2 separate regions of the Homo sapiens genome follow, and region 2 is linked to region 1. A link is an interaction called in ENCODE POLR2A ChIA-PET data of the cell type or tissue named here. Cell type or tissue: Panc1. All regions are shown on one strand.

Region 1 (2,500 bases):
TCACAGTAAGACCCGTCTAGGCTGCAACGCACCTGAGCCCCGCACTGGGAATCGAGGGCCAGGGGGCCTCTAACCGGCTTTGGGCAAAATAAACTTCCCCGATCTGGACTGTTCTCCACTACGAAACGGGGTGTCTCGGAGATCAAGAGCCCGAGGTCTCCCAGATATTCTGAGACCCTCAAGGGAGTTCCGCCTGGGATTGCCCATCCGCGGAATGGGCAGGAGAGGGAGCGTCGGCCACTCCTGGGACCGCGCTTCCTGCAGGAGAAGCCACGCGGCCAAGGGCTGGGCGTGGCAGGGTTGTCCAAGTTTTCCCTCCCGAACCCCCAGCCGGAGGCGGCCCGCGCTGGAACCCCGGCCGCGGAGGCCCAGACTCTGCTGCCCGCCGCCCCCTGACCCGGTAGCCGAGCCCCAAGTGCTGCCCCGGGTCGCCCCCTCGGGTGTCCAGTCTGCGGCTCCGGCCTCAGTTTCCCTCTGTCCCGCGGCGCTGCCAAGAGTCGCAGCCATGCGGGCCCCCACTTCCCGCTGCCCCCTCCGCGTCCCGTCCTCACTCACCAGCGGCGAGGGCACGCTCCGGGAAGGGCACTGCCTGGCAGGAGTTAGCCAGGCCGCTGTCCCCGCATCCGCCCCGCCCCTCCCAGCCGCCAGGCCCCGCCCCTCTCAGTCGCCCGGCCCCGCCCCGCCCCGCCTGGCAGCCCGGGCACTGGGCCCACTCGCGTCCCCGCGGGACCGGGAGCTCACTCCTCAAAGCCACCTCTCCCGCGGGACGCGCTTCTGCCTCCCCCCGGCCGCGAGCAAGTCTCTCGGCTCCTCCTCCTCCCCATGGTGACCGGTGACGGCCGCCCGGCCAGACCCAACATCTAAAACGTTGCCGTGTGTCCAACGGCGTGTCGTTTGTCGTCTCTTCTAGCCTCACTTTTCCCATCTATAAAATGCAGCAACAAGACCGATCTCCGAGTGGGGAATTACCTCTCCTGAGGCCAAGGCCCTGAGCGTCCTGCTGCCCAGCAGCCTTGGCCCCATTTCCGGAGCACCCCAGTTCCTTGAGCTGTTGACGCAGGGCACGGAGGCAGCGCGCTGCACTCTTAGTCCTGGCCCAGCCACTTTCTGACTGGCTCTCTGGGCCTCCATCTCCTCATCTGTAAAATGGGCACAAAGTCGTGGGACTGATGAGGCCGCAACGCGGTGATGCAGGCAGGACACCCCTCAGATGCTCGGCGCTCAGTGAGGGGAGGCTGCCATCATCACAGCCCAGAGGTGGCCTCCAGCTGCCCAGGTCCACTCCCATGCAGGGTGTGTCCAGCCCCAGGCCCTTGGCACTATGGCTGTCTTGCTGCAGTTCAAGGCTGTCCCAGCTCCCTCCAGACAACTCAGCCTGGCAACGCCCCATCAGCCTGAACCAGCCACGTTGGCCCAAACTGATCCTGCAGGGTCCAAGGAGAACTGTGGCTACTTCTACCCAGACACAGAAGCCAGGAGCCTCCTTGGGGACCAGCCAGGCTGCAGTATGGCTTTCCTAGGACCTGGCATTTTTGCCTTTGTGAGCCTCTTCCTCTATTAAAAAACAAACATACATAAATCTATTTTTTACTGTGTTGGCCTGAAGACAAGGATAACCCAGGCTTGGTTCCATTCTTCATTCATCTTTTTCTTCTGGGTTTCTTTTTTTTTTTTTTTGAGACGGAGTTTCGCTCTTGTCTCCTAGGCTAGAGTACAATGGCACAATCTCGGCTCACTGCAACCTCTGCCTCCTGGGTTCAAGTGATTCTCTCCTCCCTCAGCCTCCCGGTAGCTGGGATTACAGGCGCCTGCCACCATGCCCGGCTAATTTTTGTATTTTTAGTAGAGATGGGGTTTCACCATGTTGGCCAGGCTAGTCTCGAACTCCTGACCTGAAGTGATCCACTGCCTCGGCCTCCTAAAGTGCTAGGATTACAGGCGTGAGCCACCGCACCTGGCAGCTTTGTTTTTTTTTTTTTTTTTCTTTTTTAAAATTCCTTCTGGCCAGGCACGGTGGCTCATGCCTGTAATCCCAGCACTTTGGGAGGCCGAGGTGGGTGGATCACTAGGTCAGGAGTTCGAGACCAGCCTGGCCAACATGGTGAAACCCCATCTCTACTAAAAATACAAAAATTAGCTGGGCATGGTGGTGTGTGCCTGTAATCCCAGCTACTTGGAAGGCTAAGGCAGGAGAATCTCTTGAACCCAGGAGGCAGAGGTTGCAGTGAGCTGAGACGGTGCCACTGCACTCCAGCTTGGTGACAGAGCGAGACTCCGTCTCAAAAAAAAAAAAAAAAAATCCCTTCTTAGCCGGGCGTGGTGGCTCACACCTGTAATCCCAGCACTTTGTGAGGCCGAGGCCGGTGGATCACCTGAGGTCAGCAGTTCGCCACCAGCCTAACCAACATGGTGAAACCCAGTCTCTACTAAAAATACAAAAATTAGCTGGGCATGGTGGCAGGCGCCTGTAATCCCAGCTACTCAGGAGGCTGACACAGGA
Region 2 (2,500 bases), 130 kb after region 1:
CTGAAGCAGGAGGGAGGTTGCAGTGAGCTGAGATTGTGCCACTGCACTCCAGCCTGGGTGACAGAGACTCTGTCTCAAAAAAAAAAAAAAAAAAAAAAAAAAAAAGAATACTGGAGCAGGAGCCAGAAGGCCTGAGTTTGATTTGAGAGGGGTCTCTGACTCCTAATGGCTGGCAGACCTCGGGCCACTCGCCTGACTTCCCTGGGCCTCAGCTTCCTTCGCCTTAGAAGAGGCTAGGACTCACCTTTGGGGGTCTTCTGGCTTAGATGTTCTGTGGTCCCAAATGCTCCACAGGCTGCCCCCTGCCCTGTCTCCCACCTGCCCACTCCCTGCCCCATACTGAGCTGTGAGGTGAAGCCACCCCCCAGGCCTGTTCACCTTCTGACTGCCCACGTGGTCGGCTCTCCATCCTTCATGCACCTGCGGGTGAAAGGGAAGATTCCTTCCTCATACACTTCCAGCATCTGCCTCGTGCTGCGCACAGCTCTGGGCCAGATGACTTACAACCATCAGTCACCCATGCCAGCTTGGACCTGCCATCTGTGGCCCAGACTCAGAGAGAAGAGAACTTGATGCAGAGTTGGCCTCACCCACCCCCTGCCTCCAGAGGGGCTGCCTGGATTGGAGTGTGGGTTCCCATGGGCCTCAGACTTGGTTGGAGGCTCAGCAGAAGAAGGGGGGACAGGGAGACAGGTGGGGGTGGGAATGGAGGCTGGGAGGTGCAGAACGCTGTGGGAGTGGAATGCAGGCAGCAGGTGCCACCCCGCAGGATGGGGAGATGGGGCCTCATTCTTCTGTGAATGATAACGCCGGTGGACTGGGTGCTAGCTGAAGCCGAAAGTCAGCTCCCCAGAGACATGTCCATTCCTGGTAGGCAGCACCCCTTGGCTCCAACTCCCCTTGGGGCAGGGAGTGTGGGTGAGAGGGAGCTGGGGCCTGCCACACACCTCAGCGGCTTGCTCTCCTCTTTCACAGACTAGGAGGCGGCTCTGGGTTAGGGCCATGACAGCCCGGGCCGGGAACCAGCATTGGTGGAGCTGGTAACTTACTGTGTGCCGTGACGGGCGTGCGCACTGAGCACTTTCCCCATGTGACTGCAGTGAGTTCCAGCAGCACCCCATGAAGCAGGGGTGAGCTATCGCTCCCTGTCCAGATGAGGACATTGAGGCTGAGAAGTGAGTGGCTTGCCCAAAGCCGTGTGGCTTATAAAGGATGTGTGTGTGTGTGTGTGTGTGTGTGGCAGGGGCGTGGGGGCGGTGGGATTCCAATTCCTCTCTGTCTTTGTCCCAGGATGACGTGAGGGGATGTCCTTTAAGCTCTTGGGCACAGGTTTATGGAACAACTTGCTGTTTGTGTGTGGTTTTTTTTCTTTCTTTCTTTCTTTTTCTTTTCTTTTTTTTTTTTTTTGAGATGCAGTTTTGCTGTTGTCACCCAGGCTGGAGTGCAGTGGCGCGATCTCGGCTCACTGCAACCTCTGCCTCCCGAGTAGCTGGGATTATAGGCACGCACCACCATGCCCAGCTAATTTTTTTGTATTTTTAGTAGAGGTGCGGCTTCACCATGTTGGCAAGGCTGGTCTCGAACTCCTGACCTCGTGATCCACCTGCCTTGGCCTCCAAAAGTGATGGAATTACAGGCGTGAGTTTGTTTTTGAGATGGAGTCTCGCTCTGCCCCAAAGCTGAAGTGGAATGGTGCAATCTCAGCTCACTGCATCACTGCAACCTCCGCCTCCCGGGTTCAAGTGATTCTCGTGCCTCAGCCAGGATTACAGGCGTGCGTCACCATGCCCAGCTAATTTTTGTGTTTTTAGTAGAGACATAGTTTCACCATGTTGGCCAGGCTGGTCTTTTTTTTTTTTTTTTTTTTGAGACTGAGTCTCATTCTGTCGCCCAGGCTGGAGTGCAGTGGCGCGATCTCGACTCACTGCAAGCTCCGCCTCCCGGGTTCACGCCATTCTTCTGCCTCAGCCTCCCGAGTAGCTGGGACCACAGGCGCCTGCCATGACGCCTGGCTAATTTTTTGTATTTGTAGTGGAGACAGGGTTTCACCGTGTTAGCCAGGATGGTCTCAATCTCCTGACCTCGTGATCCGCCCGCCTTGGCCTCCCAAAGTGCTGGGATTACAGGCATGAGCCACCGTGCCCCGCCTCAAGGCTGGTCTTGAACTTCTGACCTCAAGTGATCCGCCCTCCTAGGCCTCCCAAAGTGCTGGGATTATAGGCATGAGCCACTGTGCCTGGCAGGTATTTTATTTTTATTGGTATACAATTTATAATGTATGTATTGGTGTACAGGTTATTTTACAAGTTCAAGTTAACAACATTTATTTGTCATAGGGCTGGGCGCCGTGGCTTATGTCTGTAATCTCAGTACCTAGCACTTTTTTTTTTTGGCAGAATCTTGCTCTGTCGCCCAGGCTAGAGTGCAGTGGCATGATCTCAGCTCACTGCAACCTCCACCTCCTGGGTTTAAGTGATTCTCATTCCTCAGCCTCCCAAGT

Evidence for each region. ChIA-PET counts read pairs that join two places held together with the same protein. Peaks named below come from ENCODE experiments on the same cell type or tissue, not always from the same donor. Only the 100,000 strongest peaks of a DNase experiment are listed, where the experiment ranks them.
Region 2: POLR2A ChIA-PET joins it to region 1 with 5 read pairs; 6 of 35 experiments call an interaction of 5 or more read pairs at or near these places.

The regions. Positions count from the first base shown.
Region 1 is chr22:43,149,660-43,152,159 of GRCh38, reverse strand. It overlaps TSPO (translocator protein), which reads right to left and starts at 601. Exons shown (of 4, transcript NM_000714.6): 1 at 556-601. RefSeq lists an enhancer at 1-8 and a silencer at 630-849. In Panc1, no CTCF peak of the experiment used is centred here; no DNase peak of the experiment used is centred here; H3K4me3 peaks cover 1,182 bases; H3K27ac peaks cover 476 bases.
Region 2 is chr22:43,021,691-43,024,190 of GRCh38, reverse strand. No RefSeq gene overlaps it. Among named protein-coding and RNA genes, the nearest start is that of PACSIN2, 7.8 kb to the right of the region's middle. In Panc1, no CTCF peak of the experiment used is centred here; no DNase peak of the experiment used is centred here.